Linked DNA regions of Homo sapiens: region 2 is linked to region 1. Evidence: read pairs that join two places in POLR2A ChIA-PET (ENCODE). Cell type or tissue: MCF 10A. All regions are shown on one strand. Links, peaks and the distances in the headings refer to the core of each region. The heading gives the core; the rest is flanking DNA. Region 1 has its middle 110 kb from the start of ACSL4. Region 2 overlaps RTL9 (retrotransposon Gag like 9).

What was found. Peaks named below come from ENCODE experiments on the same cell type or tissue, not always from the same donor. Only the 100,000 strongest peaks of a DNase experiment are listed, where the experiment ranks them.
Region 2: POLR2A ChIA-PET joins it to region 1 with 5 read pairs; 1 of 35 experiments calls an interaction of 5 or more read pairs at or near these places.

What each region holds. Positions count from the first base shown.
Region 1 is chrX:109,833,762-109,844,832 of GRCh38, forward strand. No RefSeq gene overlaps it. Among named protein-coding and RNA genes, the nearest start is that of ACSL4, 110 kb to the left of the region's middle. RefSeq lists an enhancer at 6,304-6,816. In MCF 10A, for the core only: a CTCF peak has its summit at 6,344; DNase peaks (open chromatin) are centred at 6,390 and 6,950.
Region 2 is chrX:110,388,227-110,399,297 of GRCh38, forward strand. All of the region lies in intron 1 of RTL9 (retrotransposon Gag like 9), which reads left to right. It also overlaps a transcript of AMMECR1 not described here. Among named protein-coding and RNA genes, the nearest start is that of RTL9, 35 kb to the left of the region's middle. In MCF 10A, for the core only: no CTCF peak of the experiment used is centred there; a DNase peak (open chromatin) is centred at 6,655.

The sequences.
Region 1 (11,071 bases), core at 4,735-8,734:
CCTGCTCCTGAATGACTACTGGGTACATAACAAAATGAAGGCAGAAATAAAGATGTTCTTTCAAATCAACGAGAACAAAGACACAACATACCAGAATCTCTGGGACACATTCAAAGCAGTGTGTAGAGGGAAATTTACAGCACTAAATGCCCACAAGAGAAAGCAGGAAAGATCTAAAGTTGACACCCTAACATCACAATTAAAAGAACTAGAAAAGCAAGAGCAAACACATTCAAAAGCTAGCAGAAGGCAAGAAATAACTAAGATCAGAGCAGAACTGAAGGAAATAGAGACACAAAAAACCCTTCAAAAAATTAATGAATCCAGGAGCTGGTTTTTTGAAAAGATCAACAAAATTGATAGACCTCTAGCAAGACTAATAAAGAAGAAAAGAGAGAAGAATCAAATAGATGCAATAAAAAATGATAAAGGGGATATCACCACTGATCCTACAGAAATACAAACTACCATCAGAGAATACTATAAACACCTGTATGCAAATAAACTAGAAAATCTAGAAGAAATGGAGAAATTCCTTGACACATACATCCTCCCAAGACTAAACCAGGAAGAAGTTGAATCTCTGAACAGACCAATAACAGGCTCTGAAATTGAGGCAATAATCAATAGCTTACCAACCAAAAAAAGTCCAGGACCAGATGGATTCACAGCCGAATTCTACCAGAGGTACAAAGAGGAGCTGGTACCATTCCTTCTGAGACTATTCCAATCAATAGAAAAAGAGGGAATCCTCCCTAACTCATTTTATGAGGCCAGCATCATCCTGATACCAAAGCCTGGCAGAGACACAACCAAAAAAGAGAATTTTAGACCAATATCCTTGATGAACATTGATGCAAAAATCCTCAATAAAATACTGGCAAACCGAATCCAGCAGCACATCAAAAAGCTTATCCACCATGATCAAGTGGGCTTCATCCCTGGGATGCAAGGCTGGTTCAACATACGCAAATCAATAAATGTAATCCAGCATATAAACAGAACCAAAGACAAAAACCACATGATTATCTCAATAGATGCAGAAAAGGCCTTTGACAAAATTCATCTGACTCAATAGATCAGAAGTCAGCATATATTTTTGGTAAAGGGCCAGATGTAAATATTTGATTCTTTGTGGACGGTAGGATCTGTGCTCCAACTATTCCACTCTGCTGGTGGTAACATGAAAACAGCCATAGACAATCCATAAATGAATGTGGCAGTGTTCCAATAAACCTTTATTTAGGGATAGTGAATTTGAATTTCATATAATTTTCATGTGTCATGTTATATACATATATATTTCATATGTCTCTGCATATACATATATATTGTTATTTTAATTATCTTTTCAACCATTTAAAAATGTAATAACCATTTTTAACTCACGGGCCATAGAGAAACAAGCAGCATGGTCAGTGGGCCCCTGCTATCGACTGATAATTCCTTGAAGGTAGAGGTTTGTCTTATTCGTCACTTTCTTCAGGATTTAGCCCCAGTGCCCATAGTTGGCATCCAGTAAATATTTCCTGAAAGACAGTGTAGAATAATGTTTGTAAAGAGCCAGACTTTAGCAAGAGCATGGACTCTAGAAGCAGTTTGCTTTTGGTTCAAATCTCTACTTTGTCACTTTCTAACTGTGTGAGCTTAGGCAAGTTGCTGTGAGGTTACTCTTTCAACTTTCTCATCTAAAAATGGATATAATCATTGTTAACTACCACATGGGTTGTTTTGAGGACTTAGTGGGTTAATAAAGCCCTTAAAGAAGTGCCTGGCCTTTTAGTTGTTGTTATTATTATTGGAATGAAATAATACAATCCCATTACTGTCCAAAAATGTGCAATCTTACCAGCCAGTTAACTGAAAATAGCAGGAAGAAATATGAAAGCTTTTGCAAATCAGCACATTGACAACTATAGACTTGTTCCTGACATGTCTGGTGTATCCCCATCTCCTATTTTTGACCTGAACTCCTTGGTGACTATAAAGACTCTCTTGAAACCTTCTACCAGGCCCCACAAACTTAAGACCAGGAACGGTATCCATAGCAGATGCAGTTTGTTCTGTGCAGTGGATTTTTGGTTGGTTTTTGTTTTTGAATTTAATATATTTAGGCATGGAATACACACTCCACCTACTGTAGGCACCATTGCTCTCTTCTGTTTTCAGTGCTCAGCTTTTCCGCTTAGCCCCTGAAGGCCTTTATGTTTGAGACCTCTGCCCTAGTACCTCTACCCAGAGCCTTCATCAGGGACCAGCTACCCTGTAGGATCGCTTGACTCTTCTATTTGAAATCATCACTCCAAAGGCCTGCACTCACCTTTGCATTGACCCTTCCTTTTCATTCTCATCTCTTGCCATTTCTGAGCTCATGCTGTATGCTTTGGCCTTGCCAGACTTCATTCAGTCCTTCAAATAAACCATGTTCTCTCTTACCTTCTGTCATTAGCACCTGCTGTTCCCTCGGGTTGAAATATTCTTAACCTCACTTCACTAGGCTAATTCTTCATCATCTTTCAGGTGACTTAGATGTCACTTCATCTAGGAACCTTTTCCTGATACTTTAAATAAATATTAAAAGCTCTACTGGCCGGGTGCAGTGGCTCACCCCTCTAATCTCAGCACTTTGGGAGGCTGAGATGGGCGGATCACGAAGTCAAGAGATCAAGACCATCCTGACCAACATAGTGAAACCCCGTCTCTACTAAAAATACAAAAATTAGCTGGGTGTGGTGGCGCACCCCTGTAGTCCCAGCTACTTGGGAGGCTGAGGAAGGAGAATCGCTTGAACCCGGGAGTAGGAGGTTGCAGTGAGCCAAGATCACACCACTGCACTCCAGCCTGGTGACAGAGCAAGATTCCGTTAAAAAAAAAAAAAGGAAAAGAAAAAGAAAAAGAAAAAGAAAGATGGAAAGAAGGAAAGAAAGAAAAGAAAAAAGCTCTTCTTCTGACCTACACTTCACTTGTGGAGACTAGTTTCTCACCGATCCCATTTCTTTCCTGGACAAAGAGGAAGATTATATTTCCCAGCATCCCTTGCCATTAGATTGGCTTCTGGTCACTTTCAATTTCAAGTCTGGCCATAAATCATGCTGCATGATACTCTGTGAGCTATCTTTCCTTGTTGACCTACAGAATACAGAGGCTCCATTTGAGGACTCTGAGGAGGTCTATGATGGTGGAGCCATGAGACAAAAATGGCCTTGTTCCTGAGTCACTGCTTGGAAGAGAGCATCCCAGGAGAGCTGCTTGACCTGCATTGGCATGTGACATGAATGATAAACTTCTATTGTGTTGAACTAGTGAGATGTGAGGGTTGTTTGTTACAGAAGTCAGAATGAACTACCTTGACTAATGTATCTTCCTATGTCATAGTACTTAATGAGATTGACTATATTTGCCTGTTTATTTGGCTTTACTAGTCAGTTGAATATAGGCTCCACCAGGGCAGGAAGTTTTAGGGGTTTGTTCCCTACTTCACCTCCAGCATCTAGAGTACCTGGCACTTATTAATGGCTCAATTAATATTTACTGAACAAATAAATGCATGAGCATTTATTTCCTTTTAAAACCCACCATGAGTCCAGGCGTGGTGGCTCACGCCTGTAATCCCAGCACTTTGGGAGGCCAAGGTGGGCAGATCATTTGAGGTTGGGAGTTCGAGACCAACCTGGCCAATGTGAAACCCAGTCTCTACTAAAAATACAAAAATTAGCCGGGCATAGTGGCTCACGCCTGTAATACCCGCCACTCGGGAGGCTGAGGCACAAGAATCGCTTGAACCTGGGAGGCGGAGGTTGCAGTGAGCCAAGATCGTTCCACTACACTCCAGCCTCGGTGACAGAGCGAGACTCTGTCTCAAAAAAAAAAAAAAAAAAAAAACACCGTGAAAGAATAGAAAGCCATGCTACGCCATCAGGGCCATACCACTTAATGCTGCCCGAGGGAGTAGCTGCCTTGGAAACTGCCAAACCACCAAGTATGCATTCTGGATCACAGCTCTGGAACTGACCTTACAAGGCTAATCCTATCAGGTCTTACATCTCTGTTCACCTCAGCCATTGCTACCACCCCACCCAAACTTCTTGCCAAGGTCACTTAAGACCTCCATGTTACCAAAACCAATAGTGTTCCTTTTGTCCTCATCTAAATTGATATTCCACCAGTATTCAACACAGTTGACTACTCTCTCCTCCAACAGTCTCTTCTCTCAGCTTCTGTGACAATACATATTTTTCTTAATTCTCCAGTATCTTTGACTACTCCTCTTCAGTCCATTTTGAAGATGCTTCTCTATCCAATGGACTCCTCCTGTATCCAATATCTAAATTTTTGAGTGGCCCAGCACTAGTTTCTAGGGCTTCCTCTCTTCCCTATCTGCACTCTCACTGAGTGATCTCCTCTACTCCCATGGGATTAAATATCATCTATATGTTGACTTCATCCATATTTATATCCCCAACTCCAAACTCTCCTTTATATGGTAGGCTCACATAACCAACTAGCTAGACATCTACTTGGATATCTCAAAGGCATCTTAGACTTAACCTGCCCCAAAATAGAACTCTTTATTCGTACCATCTTCCCTACCTCCCATTCCCCAAATATAATTTCCTTTCCCAGTCTTTCCTATCTCATCAAAAGGAACAACCATCTACCAGGCTATTGAAGCCAGAAACAGCAAATTGTTTTGGATTCTGCTATCTCTCTCATCTCCAACATCTAATCAGCAAGTTCCATAGTTTCTAGCTCCTCTGCCAAAAATCTCATACATGTCCACTCTTTTTAAATTTTCATTGCCAATACCCTACTGTAAGCCACCATCACTTCTTGCCTATACTACTGTAATGAATGCTTAACTGATTACCCAGTTTATGCTCTCCCCTTCCCTGCAGTCTATTCTGCACACATTAGCCAGATTAAGCTTTTAAAAGAGTTTCCCTTGCATTTTAAATGAAGCCCATGCTCCTTTCTATGGACTACAAAGCTGTAAATAACCTGGACTTTGTCTACTTCTTCCATCTCCTCTGTAGCCACTTTCCTCCAATACTACTAGTTATATGTCTACTTTCAGGTCTGTGAGCAAGGTAAGCTCTTTCCTGTCTCAGGCTCCTTACACATGCTGATTTTTCTGCATGCTGCCTGGAATTTACTTTATTTCCCCTACTCCTTGCTTCTCTTCACCAGACTAATTTTTTAGCAAAAACCTCTCCATATGCAAAACTTCCTTCCCTGACTGCAATTTTTAAGTATGCTCCCCTGTCATCCTATGCAACTTCTCTCCTGTGTTTTCTTCATACATCTATCATAACTTGAAAAGATATGTTTATTGGCTATTTTCTTGTTGATTATCTGTCTCCCCCATTGTACTTTAAACTCTATAGGGGCATAGACAACATCTATTTTATTCTATTAATGATAATTGCATTACATAGTACCTAGCACAGTGCTTGGCATATATAGTTCCTTAGAAATATGTATTGAATGAAATAGCAAGCATGCAACAGTGTACCTAGTTGGTGTGATTTGAAGAGGATGGCGAGGTTGTCCCTAATCCCATTCTAAAAAGCTCTCTCTCCACATCCCATTCAACTTACAGCACTATGTGAAACTCTCATTTGAATCAATCCTTTCATAAGGCATCAGTTGGGAAACTACAGCCCACGGACCAAATCTAGACCGCCTCCTGTTTTTTTGTGTTGTTTTGTTTTGTTTTGTTTGTATGTCCAAGCTAAGAATTTTTTTACATTTTTACATGGTTGAAAAAAAAACAAGAGATGAATAATATTTTGTGACATGAAAACATGATATTCGGTTTATTTCTTTATTGGAACAGAGCTACTCCAATTTGTTTATGAATTGTCTATTGCTGATGTCAGACTGCAACAGCTGAGTTAAATAGTTGCAACAAAGACAGTATGGCCTGCAAAGCCTAAAATATTTACTATTTGGCCTTTTACAGAAAAAGTGTGCCAATACATGGGCTAACATATTGTAGGATCCTTTGAAAATGCATAAATTGCCTGAGAAAAGTAGCAAAGCGAGATATTATCTATCTGCCATCATCACTCAAACCTGGATTTGATTATTTGACCTGTTTTAGTCATTCAAAAGAGGATTGAGAAAAATAGTATAGATCAAGAGAAATTTTATAAGAGAAAGAGAGAAAGGCATGCCTTAAGCAAGTATCCCTGACCACCTCTGGGGAGAAGAGCCACATTTAAGTTGTCCTACACTTTGAAGTCATGAGGAGAGGCTAGGGAAAGGGGACTGTGGTATTTATGAGGAACCTGGTGAATGAACAGTATGAAGAACAGCGGGTGGGAGGAGGTCTGCCTCCAGGGGAAAAGAAACGAGCGGCTTCCTGCCCATATCTCCTCCTACGGGCTGACGCTGAAATTGCCTGGGAGTTACAGAGAAGACAGCCCAGTAGAGGCCTAAGGCCCCGCTATGGAGTGGGTCAGGCTTCCCGTTCATGGTTTCCACTGTGATGAACTTTGGAAATGCTTGGCAATACTTGGGCTGGGAAGCTGCCCACCTGAGAGGGGGTGCTGAATTGAAAGTTGTTTGGAGAAGCACCGAGCATCATGAAAGCCCTGTGTCCCTGGAGGACGGGGGAAGGGGAAAGTAGAACTTAATTCACTATTCTGCTCTTTGTTCTCCTTTGTACAAGTCCTCCAGATTTAGGTTTGCAGTTGCCAAGATCTATCAAGTCCCATGGCTTCGAAGTCCTCTGTGACTGCCCTAAACTGAAAACTGGATGATTGGGATTTCCGCCCTCTCCAAACTCTTTTCCTCCGCCAAGGGGATGCCATGCCCTGGGCCTGTGAGGGTTTTTCCCAGGAGAGCTGACTGGTGTGCTCTTTTAGCTGTCTGCTTACCTCCCCAGCAATTGCCTTGTACACCCCCACACAGACAAAACTCTCTTTCCCTCCCCCATCAGGCAAATTATTCCTGCTCCTCAGTGTGAGTCACTACACAGTAAGAGCTACCACAAGCCAGATTACTGCGTCAGCAGCCTCAACATGCTGTTTTTTTTTTTTTAAATGGATGGGGAAATAGGAGGGAGAGAAGAAGTGGGGAACGGAACAAAGTGAGCAAACCACAAACCAAAGGGATAGCTCTGGTCTTCTACTTCCTACTGGCATGGAGCGGCTTTTGATGTGTTAGGCAGCCTTCCATTTGCTACTGACTTTTGTCTCCCTTGCTCTTTATGTTCTATTTGTTCCCTTGTAGATTAAGGAGTTTATTTTTGGCTATGGTGTTAGGGCCCCAAGGGGACCCCCAGAGCCATCACAAAGGGGATTTAGGGCAGGAGCCTGGTGAACATTCTCATGGACATAGGTGTAGTCTAGTCCTACAAAGTTGAAGACACTGTTGGAACAATAAACATAGCATTGAGATCCAAGGACAATATAGGGAATTCATGACAGTAACAGAATAGGGCAGAGTGGAAGAGCCCTTAACCCTGGTAATAATAATAATATTAGTAAATTATTATTAAAACACTGTTTTGAGACACATGCATGTATACACACACATATATAAGGTGTTTAATATAAACCTCACAACAATACAATGAGGTAGGTAGTGATATTAATGCCACATCCAAGATGAGAAAACCAAGAGCTCTCAGGTAAAGCAATTGCCCCAAAGTCTCTAGGTTACTAAGACAGAGAGTCAGAATTTGAGTCTAGGAATGTGGCACTGGAGCCCATGCCCTTAGTCACTATACCGCCACTCAGACAAAGAATTAGTGCTTAAACATTAGTGGCCGTTATGACTTTAGATGTGAGAGAATCGTTCGATCAATCTTTTCCTTCCACAGCAGACATTCTGACATGTAGCTCTCAGTGGAAGTGGGGAAAGATAGAAGGAAGTAAAAATATGAGATGTTGTTCATTTCCACCTGTCCCTTGCCCTGTTGCTTACATTTAGGCTTGTACTTAGCATTGGCTGGGATTGGCAGAGTTCAGTCTGCCAAAATTCTTGGAGGCTGGTACTACAGCTTTCAAAAGCTCCTTGGAAAAAAAATGCTATCTGTGGCTTGGATTTTAAAGAATAAAAATGAAAAAAAGGTCTTTGAGTGAAAGCTTCAAGCCCTCTGTGATCCTTTGTGTCTGTATCAGGGATTTGCTGCTCACAGGCTCCTTGCCTCCCACCATTCTTTCTCACTTAGTAGGGTATTATAGGACTATTCATACTCTTAAGGGACAGTATACAAATTTTGAACTTAAAGAAAAGTTTTTGGTAAGAGACAGTGAAGGAAGCAGTGACTCACAAATGGAAATTTTCAACCAGTCAGAACATTCTGTCTGATGCATTTGACCAATGATATGGTATGGAAAGAGTCTGCTATCATCCCCATCTTCAAAATCAAAAGCTGCCTGGGCTAGCTATCATGCTTTCCACTGAAACAAAGTTCACCAACAGAAATTTTCTGGTATTGGCTACTGGACAAAATTGCAGCCATGTGTGCCCAGAATCACACTGTAGATTTAGGCTATAATGAAGGACCTTTGCTTTACCAGCATAATACAGGAACTGTACTCAATATGCAGTGACAGGACAGTTCCTGGAACATAGCCAGTCTACTTGCAGTGAAACAATAATCATTCAAACACAGCCTCTCAAGGATGGAAAATGGATAACTGTCCCATATTCAAACAGCTGTAATATGATAGATTAAAGTGGGCTAACCACAAGCTGGGTGAACAGAAATTTTTTTTTTTTTTTAGTATCACTCTGTTGCACAAGCTGGAGTGCAGCGGCACGATCTCGGCTCACTACAACCTCCAACTCCCGGGTTCAAGCAATTCTCATGCCTCAGCCTCCGGAGTAGCTGGGACTACAGGCACGTGCCACCATGCCCGGCTAATTTTTGTATTTTTAGTGGAGATGGGGTTTCACTATGTTGGCCAGGCCGGTCTTGAACTCCTGACCACTTGATCCGCCTGCCTGGGCCTCCCAAAGTTCTGAGATTACAGACGTGACCCACTGCACTGGCCAGAAAAATTCTATATATGTGTTGAGTCATGACTTCAAAACACAGACTGCAGTTGCTGGGGAAAATTGCAACAGACAGAAAGAATACAAGGTGTGCCATACAACGGACAGAAAGAATACAAGGACTAGGGCTGCTCATTCTAAGAAAGAGCATTAAAAGGCCTGGATACTCTCAAAGAGCTTTCAGCTGAACCTGTAGATCAAAGGACAACCTTTATATATGGAGAATGGGTGATATTAATGGTCATGGGCAGAGATCTACATATATAGTTATATACAGATATATGTTGCAACTCAAGACCAATCAGCAATTACCATAAAGAATATTAACATTTAACACATAGAGCAATACAATTAAATTGAAATGCTGATGACCACCAACTATAGATCTTCCTAACTTCAACATAGCAGAGACAGATGGAAATGTTATAAACCAGCTATAATTTTCCTTTCTTTTTCTTTTTTTTTTTAGACGGAGTCTTGCTCTGTAACCCAGGCTGGAGTGCAGTGGCACAGTCTTGGCGGCTCACTGCAGCCTCCGCCTCCTGGGTTCAAGCGATTCTCCTGCCTCAGCCTCCTGAGTAGCTGGGACTACAGGCACTTGACACCACGCCTAGCTCATCTTTTTTTATTTTTATTTTTAGTGGAGACGGAGTTTCACCATGTTAGCCAGGATGGTCTCGATCTCCTGACCTCGTGATCTGCCCGCCTCAGCCCCCCAAAGTGCTGGGATTACAGGCGTGAGCCACCATGCCTGGCTAATTTTCATTTTTTAAAGAAAGTCTTGTGACCAGCTTTAAAAGGAATGGAAGGAGGTAAGAAGAAAAGATAGGAGCTAAGAATGGTGAAGCAGGGTTCTACTAGAATGAAAGTTTGAAGGGAAAAGCTAATGTTATTCTTTAAAATCTGCATCTGCCTAAAATTTTTGGCAAAAAGTTTTACAAGGTTGTTATGCCAACTACCTGGTCAGCTGCCCTACCTGTCCAGTCTTGTGCACCAGAGGTTCTTAACCTGGGGCTTTGGCGGATCCTTGAGGTTACATGCAGAACTCTGTGGGGGTTTCTTTGTGTTGATGAATGTGTGCACATTTTTCTATAGAGAGAAATTGTTCACCTTTTTGATATTAGCTGGGTTATCATGATACTACTTCTTATTTTTGCCTTTAGCTATAACATATTTTCCGTCAGTGCAATTAAGATATATGTTTCTGGCCAGAATAGTGCCTATAAAAACAATTGAAAAAAAACATAGAAGATGTAAACTTAACACTCTCTAGAATATTAGGCTGATACCTGGATCCTGTGGCTCAGTAAGAATAATTTGTCTCACTGTATGATTCCATATCATATCTAGTTAGGGAAGAAAGAAGATGAACCTACACCTAAAAATCACCTACTATGTGCTGGGCACTATCATTCATCTATTAATTCAACAAGTGTTTATTGAATGTCTACTATGTTTACATACATTATTATGTTTTCTAAGATCCAAACAATCAGTATTATTTCCCACATTTTATGGATGAAGAAATGAACATTCAGAGAGGTTCAGAGTGAGAGTAATTAATTGCCAAAGTTCAAACAGGAAATGTTAGAATGGAGTTTTGAACTTTGGCCTTGCCTGACTCAAAGCATGAGTTACTATCCTTAACTCCATTTTACAAGTAAAAAGACTGAGGCCTGGGGAAGCAAAATAGGTGACGCAAAGTCACAAGTAACAAGGTGGTGGGAAGTACCTTGGGCTGCCCCAGGCTTCTGTTCTCTGGGTAAGACCTTCTGAGGAGCCAGCACTCACAGCCTGTATTTGAGGCTCTTCCAAGCACCCTGGCACTGCTCAGATTGCCTTTTCCAGAGCAGACATGCCTCTATGCACTTGTTTCCAGGGGAACTGAAACTATTAGATTACAGGCTTCTCTGGCTAAAGTGACAAATGGCTCCTCCAACCAGCCAGCTGCCTTACTGAATCTTCCAAGACAGACTTTCCTAACAGAACAAATGCAAAAAAAAAGTCAGCTATTTGTGACATTATTGTTCGACTTCACATTTTGGCCTACCCCCAGGTTGTG
Region 2 (11,071 bases), core at 4,519-8,518, 550 kb after region 1:
TTTTTCTATGAAAGCCCATGACGTGGAGCACAATGCTTTGTACTAAATAGGCACTCAGGTGGTATTTGTTATTGATTGATAGGATTCTGAAGAACTCAGTATGTAACCATCCTTCCAAACCTGGGTGTGTTAAAATGTGTTCATTGTTCAGAGACAAAGGTCTGGTACCTTTAAGAAGTCTCAGCTTTGCAATGAGTTTGTGGGGCAGCTGCTTGGCATAGATACTGGGGAGGGACAGGGAGGAGATCATTATGTAGGCACATGGCGCTAGGATGTACCTTACTTTGTCTTGGCTGTTTTCTGAATGTTAAGAGGAAGGATGAAATAATAGCAGATATAGGAAAAGTTATTTAAAGCCTTGCCTTAGATCAGTGGTTCTCAGGCGTGAGGATGCATCAAAAGCCCCTGGAGGGCTTCTTAAAACACAGATTGCTATATCCCACCCCTGAGTTTCTGGTTCAGTAGGTCTGAAGTGAGTGGGGTCCACAAATATGCATTTCTAACAAGTTCTCAGGTGATGCTGATGCTCCTGGTCCAGGGACCACACTTTAAGAACCATTGCTCTGCCAAGTAGTTGGCTCAAGAGTAGCTAATTAGAGAAATCTGAGCACAGTTAGCAACTGGAAGCAAAAAGTCCATGAGGAAACTGTGTGATGTACGTAGTGGGGAGAGTGTGAACTGGCTAGGAAACCAGAATGGTCAGATTCCAGTACCAGGGGTATCATATCTTTTTAAGCAGTGTCCAAAGAATAAGTATATTTTAATTCACATATTCCTGATTCATTTTACTAGTGTTTCCCAAAATGTGCACTGTGGAACCCTAGAAGATATTAATAGGTAGGCAATGAGATTAAAAAGGATCCATAGAGAAAGATGTTGGAACATTTTGAATTAAAGAAAATTGAACAGGATTCTTTACGGCTTCTAAGAGCCTTTAAAATGTGAATGAATGAATGCACTGCAAATCTCCAAGGAAATATAGAATATGCAGTATTTATTTTATTAATTTATGCAGAATATTCAGAATTAGTTGACCAAAGATCCTTCGTTAACACTTGGCTGTTTTTTTGTAAAATGTTGTTTAGGAAACCTTCATTGGTTTACACCTGAAATGCCACAATATTTTATCAATAGATGAGGTTGCTTGCAACAGTGGAAACAGCACTGCACTGGGAGTCAAAACATCTGGGATTTTGTTCTGTCTCTGCCACTTAGGTCTGCCACAAGTTGGCTTGCTCCCATGAAAAAGATGGGTATGATTGAAATTTATCATCCCTTTGCAAATGGTAGCAGCCAGTAGCTCCACCCAAAATAAGTAAATAAAATCTCACACAATCAATTTTTTTAAATCTAATTTACCATACCCTTAAGGTTATTCAATCTTTTTGTTTTTTTTTTCTCATGTTACCTTGTGTAACAGGTATTCAACCTTCAAAGCCAGAAATATGAGAAGCCTTATGCTGAGAGTTTGATAGAAAGGAAGGGAGGAAGGGAGAAAGTAGAAAGGGAGAAAAGGAAGAAGAGAGGAAGGGATGAAAGGAGGAAAGGCGGGGCAGGGAGGAAAGGAAGAACAGCAGAAAGAAGGAAGGAAGGAAAAATAAGAAGTCAGACAGTCAGGTCATTGCAGACCATGATTCCATCTGAAAAGAAAAGGCTGAGAAGCATAGACACATCCTGTGTTTATTTGATTCCTGGCTCTAGGAGAAAGTTTTATTTCACCAAGGACAGAGTCAGCTCGCTTGTTTACCACAGAGTATTGGAAGTGTGTGAAGTGTGTTTGTCCCCCAATTAACCATTAGTTGTTTTTTTTTCACTTGAACAAGATACAAACTTGACCCAATGGAGAAACATTGCAAGTTGTATGTGGGAGGATGCCATAAAATATCTACATTGATATTTAAATAAAATACCTGCCTACATTAAACGATCTTTGAAAAGAAACTGATGGGATTCAAGGCTGAATTATATTTACTGAATTCCTACAAGGTACATAAATATATGCAACATGGAGTCCCTTGTAGATCCATGATGAAATCATATTTCTTTTAAACACAAGGGTCAATTCAAGTTAAAAAATAAAATAAATGTTTACAAGCTTTCTGCCTTTTTTAAATTTCAAAGTGAAAATAATATTTAATTGCATTTAAATATATACATATATTTTAATAACTCTGATTACCTATTTGATTGCATAAAAGAATGACGAGAACATCAACACTGCTTTTAGCCACAATATTTGAGAAGTAGCAGCCAGAAGTGTTTTTTTAAATATTTTATCTTGAAATCAGATCTCATGTACCTAGGTGAACTGAATATGCCCAGAGGATATCAGGGGACTCTCCACTACTGTAGATCCAAAAAACAGAGGGCTAAATAGAAATTCCACTTGCTGTCATCCAGCAAAATAGAGATGGCTTTGCTGAGTCCTTAGATCATGTTTAGTTTCAGGAGGGGTTGAGCTGTAATGACTAAATTATCTGGTCACTCTAACCAAGCAGCTAATTAATCCAGTCAAACAAACTTATCAGTCATGAAGGTGAAATTGTTTTTTCATCTAGAATTTGATCATAAGGGCTTTCAAGAAGGAAGCTCCTTGAGTCTCCCTTGTAAACCCTTTCTGCAGTATGCCTTTCTTTCCCACGTCTGTTGAAAATTATTTATTCTTGAACCAGCTTCAGTGGTGAACAGCAGCTGGTTGCTACCCTCTCATACCCATTTTTTGTCATCTGGAACATGGTTATTCAGCGTAGCTTCATCTTCAAAAGGTGCCTGATTTACTCTGGGATTGGGAATGGAGAGAATAATTTTGAAGCTCTTTCTCTTTGCCTGTTTCCTTCCTTCCATGACTTTGGGTTATTTTCTAGTGATCTTCAGTATTAAAAGGCATACTGACAGCTCTTTTCTCCCAGGCTGATTTTCAGCTTGTCTACTGAGCTTTTTTGGGTTTGGTTTTATGGAATGAAATCCCCTTGTTTGGTTTTCCCCACATTCACACTGAGGCTGTGAATGTCCACCAACTCAATTCTGAGCTACAATTGAGTAGTGTATTAAGAATACATGTGACTGCCACATGGGCCCTGGACTGCTGAATTCATGGTCAAATCATTGTTTTCCCAACCATCATGCTTGGGGGCACCACATCAGCCTACAGTGAACATGGATTAATAAGTGCTGATTTAGAGTAAATAGTTTTCTGGTAAGTGGTACATTGAAGATTTCTCTTCCCCTTTCTATGATTTGTATAGTAGCCACAATTTTCTATATCATTATTGCAGCTTCCCAGTACTACTTTATGTAGAAATCTTGCACATTCCTACCTCTGGCTTTTGCTCAGGCTACGACTCTATGGCAGTGGCAGAACCGTTTTAGGAATGTCTTCTGCTGTAATTTTCTCTTTGTCCCACCACTTCCACTTTAAACTTCTGGTGTATTCCCTAATCAAAGAGGCATCTAAGTTGTCTTTAGTGAGAAACCATCTATATATACAAAGCCATAACATGTGGATGAAAAGGACATACTGTCAACTCTCTTGTGCCAGACACCCAGATGTTGGCAAGTAGTACTTGGACCGAACAGCATAGTCGTTGAACAGCATCATCTTCCCCTTTTTTAATTCATCCAGATGTTTTGGCATCACAGACACATAGCCAGATTTCATCCCTGATTTTGTCAAAGGCTTAAAAAAATGTGAAAAAATAATATGCTTCTCCTCTGATGAACAATTACCAATGAACTCTGTTCAAAAGGGAAAACATAATGTTTCATTTAAAAGACCAATAATATTGAATTAAGATAAAGTTCCCATGAGAGTATATTTTACATTCTCATGAATCACGGATGAGTTTATTATGATCCATGCTTGTATGAAAGACTGACAAATAAATTCATATTGATTTGACATTTAAAATAGCATGTCTAAAAATGTACAGCATCACATTAAGTATCAAGTAATTATTCAACTATCAGCTTCAAATGTACATGGGAGAAAATGGGTCCAGAACCCAAAATGTAGTGAAAGATTTAAATGCTCAAATTTCTACCACAGGTTTTTTTTTTTTTTTTTTTTTTGAGACAAGGTCTCACTCTATCACCCAGTCTGTGTGCAATGGTGTAATCATGGCTCACTGCAGCCTCAAACTCCTGGGCTCGAGTGATCCTCCCACCTCAGCCTCCCAAGTAGTTAGGACTTACAGTCATGTGCCGTCATGCCTGGCTAATTTATTTTATTTTTATTTTTGTAGAGACAAGGCCTTGCTTTGTTGTCCAGGTTGGTCTTGAACTCCTGGCCTCAAGCAGTCCTCTCACTTCGGCCTCCCAAAGGACTAGGATTATAGGCGTGAGCCACTGTGCCCAGCCTTCTACCACAATTTTTAAAGAAGCCAATACCATACATTAATCCATTTACAAGGGCTCACGCAAGAGTGCCTTTTGAGCCTGTGTTTGACAGGAAGTTTCTATTCAGATCATTGTGCCTAGAGTATATAGAGGGGTTACAGCAAAGTGCTGTACTTTGGGTTACAGTAAAGTGACTCAATTGATGTACCAAGATATTGATCATTTACACCCTTTAGGCCTGAAAAATATACTTTTCTTTGTGTTCCATGAAACTAAAAAGGCAGGGAAGCATTAAAGAGACAGCAATAAAAAGATTTGATGGTATGTATATGTGAGTTTGAGTGTTTGAGCTGGCGTTGTGAGTTTGTGGGTGGATTAGAAAGCATATGGCTAAAGACATGTGCAACAGATGCAAGGGCCTGGGCTTTGGCCTTCCCTTTGAAACTTCTTTATGGGGACATGTGCTGCCTTGCTTCCTGGATTAAGACCACATTTGCACAATTTGCACATTGTCCCTCTTGGGCCTGCTTCCCACCGGAGACTGCATCTTCCACAAAAACAAGGCAAGAAGTAAAGAACTTAAGAGAGCTGATTGTGAAGTCCAACTACATGGGTTCAAATCCTGGTACCATCATTAATTAGCTGGGTCATTTTGGACCACTTAACTTCCAGGACCCTCATTTTCCTCATCTACACAAAGGGCTAATAACAGTATTTACCTCATAGTTGTTATGTAAAGTGCTTATCCCAGAGCCTGGCAGAGAGCAGACACTAGTTGATCATTATGATTATTGAGCAATTACTATGTACCAGGTGCTTTATTTTCATCTCTGATCCTCACAACAGCCCTACAAGGCAGATACTATTATCTTCAGTTTACAAGTGAAGAGGCTGAAGCTCAGTGAGATAAAATACACTGCTCAAGGTCACACAACCAGGAAGAGCAGAAACCAGGCTCCAAGTCCCTCTGTCCCTCACTCCTAAGGCCTGTGCTATTTGCCATATCATCATCCCACTGGTGCCTCTAAAAGTTTCTTCTTCTAGGGTTCATCCCTCTTCTCTCTTCATCCTCCTCTTGGCCTACCCTGGCCTGAGAACTGCTTGGCACAATCCTATACAGCAGGTCCTTGAATAACATTGTTTTGTTCAAAGCCATTTAGTTATCACGTTAATGGGGAAAATTTGGTTTTCCCCAGGGCCACTGTCCATGGACAGGATGGCGTCCTGACCAGGGTGGTTCCCACCTTTTGTGCTCCTTGTGCTGCCAGGATGGGCTCCGGCCACCTGTGACCCTGAACTGGAATCAGCGGGTTAGAAAATAACTGAATGAGTGAATACAAATTATTGGAAAATGAAAACTCGTAAAGTACACAATGACCATACGAATCCATGATAATAAATGACACGATAGGAAAGCGCTCAATGAGCGCTTTTGTGATTCTTCTGGAACTGCTGGGTGGCAGGAGGTGCTCCTTATGATTTTGCTTTGCAAATGTTTATTCCTTGACCTGACCCGCCATTGCTACAACCGCTGTCACTCATTGATTCACCAAAAATTAGGCAAATAATTCTCTTACTTGTTTTTATTAATCTTTCCTAAATGTATGTGTAGCTCACACTTATTGTTAATGTTTAATTAACTTATTAATGTTTAATATTAGAAGTGTTTGGGTGGTTTTTGTTTGTTTGTTTTTTTGTTTGTTTTTGAGACAGGGTCTCACTCCTCTCGCCCAGGCTGGAGTGCAGTGGCGCAATCACGGCTCACTGCAGCCTCAACCTCCCAGGATTCAGGTGATCCTCCCACCTCAGCCTCCTGAGTAGCTGTGACTACAGACGTGTGCCACCATGCCTGGCTAAATTTTTGTATTTTTAGTAGAGACAGGGTTTCACCATGTTGCCCAGGCTGGTATTTGGATCTTTATTTAGAAGTTTGGTGATATTTTTGTGACCAGAAATATGCTGTGGGTACTTAACTCTTGTTTATATCAATTAGCCTACAGTAAAATTAGTTTTGTTATTCGTTGTTTCACTTAAAGTCCAGTTCCCAAGAACCTGTCAAGGACGTTCAGTGAGGACTTACTGTACTCAGAGACAGCAGAGAGCAAAGGGCAAGAAGGCTGGTTGGAGGACGAGGAGGCCTAGAGCCCCTTGCCTGCTTTTGCACATGCATCTGCTCCTGGTGGATGACTCACTTAACCTCTCCGTGCTTCTGCCTCTTCAACTGGAAAATGGAATCTGTAAGTTGCAGCACTAGCTTCTGTGACATTCTACTAGGCCTCCAGGAAGAGGAGGCCATCCCTCTATATGTCCAGTCAGCATATGGGGAACAGTGGGGCTGTGTGTGACTCACCCTGTGGTGTGCCAGCCTCAGGCTTATACTAGCCTAGGCTTATACTCCCAGATCCTGAGCTAGCAGCTGGAGCTTTGGGATCTGGAACTGTTACAGGGCCAAAGAACCTGCTTAGCTTCAGGGCTGCTTCTAGATAAACTGCCAGGATGTGGGCAAAGCATTTGTCATGGAAGGTGGGGAGTGTATGTAGGTTGTTTCAGGGGCTGCTTTGTGGGAAGCCAAACCTTTTGGCAATGGGCTCAGAACTGGCTTTCCTTTTTGGGTGTCCTCTAAATTCCGAGGGTGCCCCCACACCAGAGGGTCTCCACTTCTGCCATCCCTAACCTAGTGGGGAGATGAATCTGATCTTTTGTCTCAAAGCCCACATTAAAGAGGACCATTGCATGCTTCATCACCAGGCTGTGACTCCCAGACCTCAACTCATGTCTTTTTCCCTCTTCACCAGGGCAGAGGCTAGACTGTTTCCTCTCCTCTCCCTGAACAATAGCAGTGCCCAGATTTTGGAGGGCATACCGCCTACCTGGCACTGTGCTAAGTACTTTGCCTGCATTTCCTTGGTAATCCTCATGTAATCCTACAAGGGAAGTACCATTTTGTCACGATTTAACAGAAGAGGATACAAAAGCTCAGAGCCTGGAGGTGACTTGCTCAAAGTCACATTGATAGTAAGTGGTAAAGCCGGGACTGAAATACAGGTCTAACTTTTGAGACAACCTTTTTTCTTTTTCTTTTTTTTCTATTTCAATTACATAATCCTAATCCTGTGCGTGTTTGAAGGGGAGAGACAGGGGAGGGAGTGAGATGGCAATTTGCTTGTGACCTAAGGAGGCCCTGAAATCTCCTGGGAATGAGGATGGGGGACCTACATGAGTTGCCCAGGGCACTGGTAATGCAGCCCACACCAGCAGTCAGTGATCTCCAACATGGAGGGCTCCAGGCCTGCCTAGCTGCTGGCTGCTACTGGAGGCCAGAAAAAGACAGCTCCAGTGTCCTTCTAGGCTGGGGGTGGTTCTTGCCTCCAGGGCTTATGGAAGAACTTATCAGACAAAACTCTGCCCTTTCAAGCAGAAAAGTACTTTACAAAGAACATAGAGAGGTGAAGTGGGTACTTTTCAATTTTTGCCTGATTATCTAATATCTAAATGCTTTTTCTTCACTTTGGAATCCTGACCTGACCTGTTTTGTGCCCTGTCCACCCACCACCACTGAGTCAAAGCTCAGGGCCTGGCATCCAGTATTAGTCATACCTATTTGTTGCCCGAATGAATGGGGCTGAACCCTGGTCTGACTCTAAAATACATGCTTGAAAAAAATTATTATGGAAATTTTCAAACACATACACAAAAGTAAAAAATATAGTATAATGAACCCCCAAGTATCCATCACCCAGATTCAACATCTATCATGATTTTCCATGTTAGCTTTACCTATCTCTCTTTCTTTTTCCCTCTTATGCTTTACCCCACATGTTTCATTATGCAACTCAAAAATAGGGATATTTTTATATACAATGACGAAATTATTATCCCCCCCATCGCCAAACTAACAATAATTCCCTTCAAACCATGCTCTTGAGCACTACACTGGAGTTCCTCCATTCTACTTTCTTTCCCAGTCCCCAACAGGAAGCATTTCTCAGGCATCTGCTCTTGCACCTCCTCAGAGCTGGAATTACAGTTTGATGTGTATTGGGTACTCACAATGTGCCCTTTTAGGTAAGCAGGGGGCCAGATTCCCCTCTCCCTGTTTTACAAAGAAGAATGGCGACACACAGCTATTAAGTGCCTTGTACAAGGTCACACAGTCAATTAGTGGCTGATAAATGGGACTCAAGCACTGTGGCTGGGTCTATACAGCCCCAAATACAGTTTGCAAGGAAATTAAATGAAGGGACTCGTGTCCTGGGGACAGTACCGTGTGTTTTCTGTTGCTGTTGAAGTCATTGCACTTAGCCCATCAGGACAGCCTGATTGATGGGATCAGTTGGACTCCTATGTTTGTTTTCCTCATCTGACTGGATTGCAACAATCACCTACAGGCAGGCTGGCCACACCCGTGAGTTTTTCTCTTCTTTTTTTCCATGTTCCTGGAGCTGACTCCGGAGCCCACATTTCTCCTGTCTTTCTAGGCTTGGACTTGCTCTCTGCCAAAGCAGATGACTCCCAGAGCAGCCACAGTCTGGGACAGGGCAAATGTGAGAAGCAGAAGGACTAGCTTAACTGCTTTTCTGTTCCTGCCTCCTTCTTGTTCCAAAGACTTACTCTTAGATGCTTGGCTCTCCTGAGCTTGATCTCCATGTCTAATTCTCTAGACCTCTTCCACTCCCCTGATATCCCACCCACATTTTCCAAGTAAGTCTCTCAGAGCCTTGTATTCCAAAATACAAACTGGCTAGTGGAAAGAAGGAATCATTGCTGTTGGCTAGTGGATGACTGATCAGTCTGAGTCCAACCAGGAAAATAGAAATCACTGAGTATTTATTTAAGGGAAAAGGGATTCAGTGCAGGGAATTGATCACACAGGTGATGGAAAAGCTGTGATGCCAAGCAGAGGACAATGAAGCAACCTAGAGATTAGTCACAGCAGGGAGCTGCTACCATTCCTTGGCTAGAACCTCAGGGCTGGGACACTTAGTAGAAACTTGAGCCACAGTAACCTGGTCAGCAGTGCCAGAGCCACAAAGAGACACAGTCACTGCTGGGGACACCACATGAAGCAGAGGGGGAGGGAGAGAAATACCCTGGTTTCTCTCTCCCTTTTGCTTTCTAATATCCTAACAGTGCCTTCCATTGGCCAAACCCATCAGAGCCTGGGGAACAGCCTGCAAAGGCCAACCTGCCCCATCAGCTTCCCTGCTACAAGAGCAGAGATGTGAAAAGGAAGTAATGGACTTGGGGGGGCAAACAGGCCTGGGGACAGCACAGATCTCCTCCTCCCTGCCACCCCCAACTAACTTATTTGGATATGTCAGGGTCTATTTGGAAACAGTGCATTTACTCAACAAAATGATTCTAAAGCTGACAAGAAAGACCCTTAAGGAAAAGGGTGTGGGTGGAGCACGAACCCGCTTCCTTGACTACCTGCAAGTCTTAGCATCCAGATTCTAGCCCAGTCCTCTTATTTCACTTCCTCCTGCATGCTCCATCCCTCCTCCTCCCACGCATAGGCTGACTCCAACAAAGGCAGGCCGGCCATTTTGCTTTCTGGCAATGTGTGATGCATTCATTGGCTCCCAGGACTGTGTAAACCCAACCTTCTTGCCTGCAGGGTTTCAGCTTGGCAGCCAGGCTCTGAACTGCAGTGCTGTCAGGCAGGTGAACCCGCTGGCACCACAATCCAGAAAACATATCTCCTGATTCCTCAGGTGTTCTACACGTTTGAATGTGTAGATGAAGGGAGATGGCTGGGAGGGGGAAAAGAAAGACATCAAACTATTTATGTGCTTTCCCACACCTTATTTCATTTACTCTCCACAACTCCTCAAGGCAGATGCCCTTCTTCCCATTAAAAAATAAATTTTTAAATCTTAGAATACTTTTAGATTTACAGGACAGTTGAAAAGAGAGTACAGAGAATCCCTATGCATCCTTCACTCAGTTTCTCCTGATGTTAACATCTTACAAAATCATCTTTTGTCTGTTTTTACAAATGATGAAACTGGGGCTCAGAGAGGTTAGTGACTTGCCCAAGGTCATAGAACTAGGACACAGCAGAAGAAACAGGCATAAATCCAGTTAGATCTTAACTGTATCACACCACCAAGTTGAATTATTTGTTTCCGACTCATTATATTGGAAGTCACTCTCTGAACCTTGAACCCTTCACTTCACCTCATAGTTGGGTTGTAAACATTATCAGAGAGGATTTCTTCCATAGATCCATAGTATGTTAACACTAAAAGATACATCTAAGACCATTTAATCTAGGGAAGGCAAATAAGTTTCATTTCATTTGCCGACTTTAATTGAGCAGTAGAGGCTGTTTGGAATTCCGTGCTGAGAATGATTCTAAATCTATGTTTTTGCTCATTAGGAAAAAAATGCTATGACTGATTATTGATACCTGCCATATATGTTGACTAGGAGAGTGGTGGAACTCATGTTACCTATTAGCCGTTTCTCAGTGAATGTCTCTGCCTCATTAGTGGTACAGCTAAGAACAGAACTCAGGCTCCTGACTCATGGTCTCTTGTTCTTTCTGGTTTACAATGGACTCACAATAACAACAATAATATAATACAGTGTATCACATAATGAGTGTCTACTCACTGCCAGGCACTCTCCTAAGCACATTCCACTTTCTGTACCTTACTTTTAATTCTCAGAACAACCCTTCAAGGTAGGCACATTCAACCCCAAACTTAGAAATGCAGAAGCCTAGGCTCAG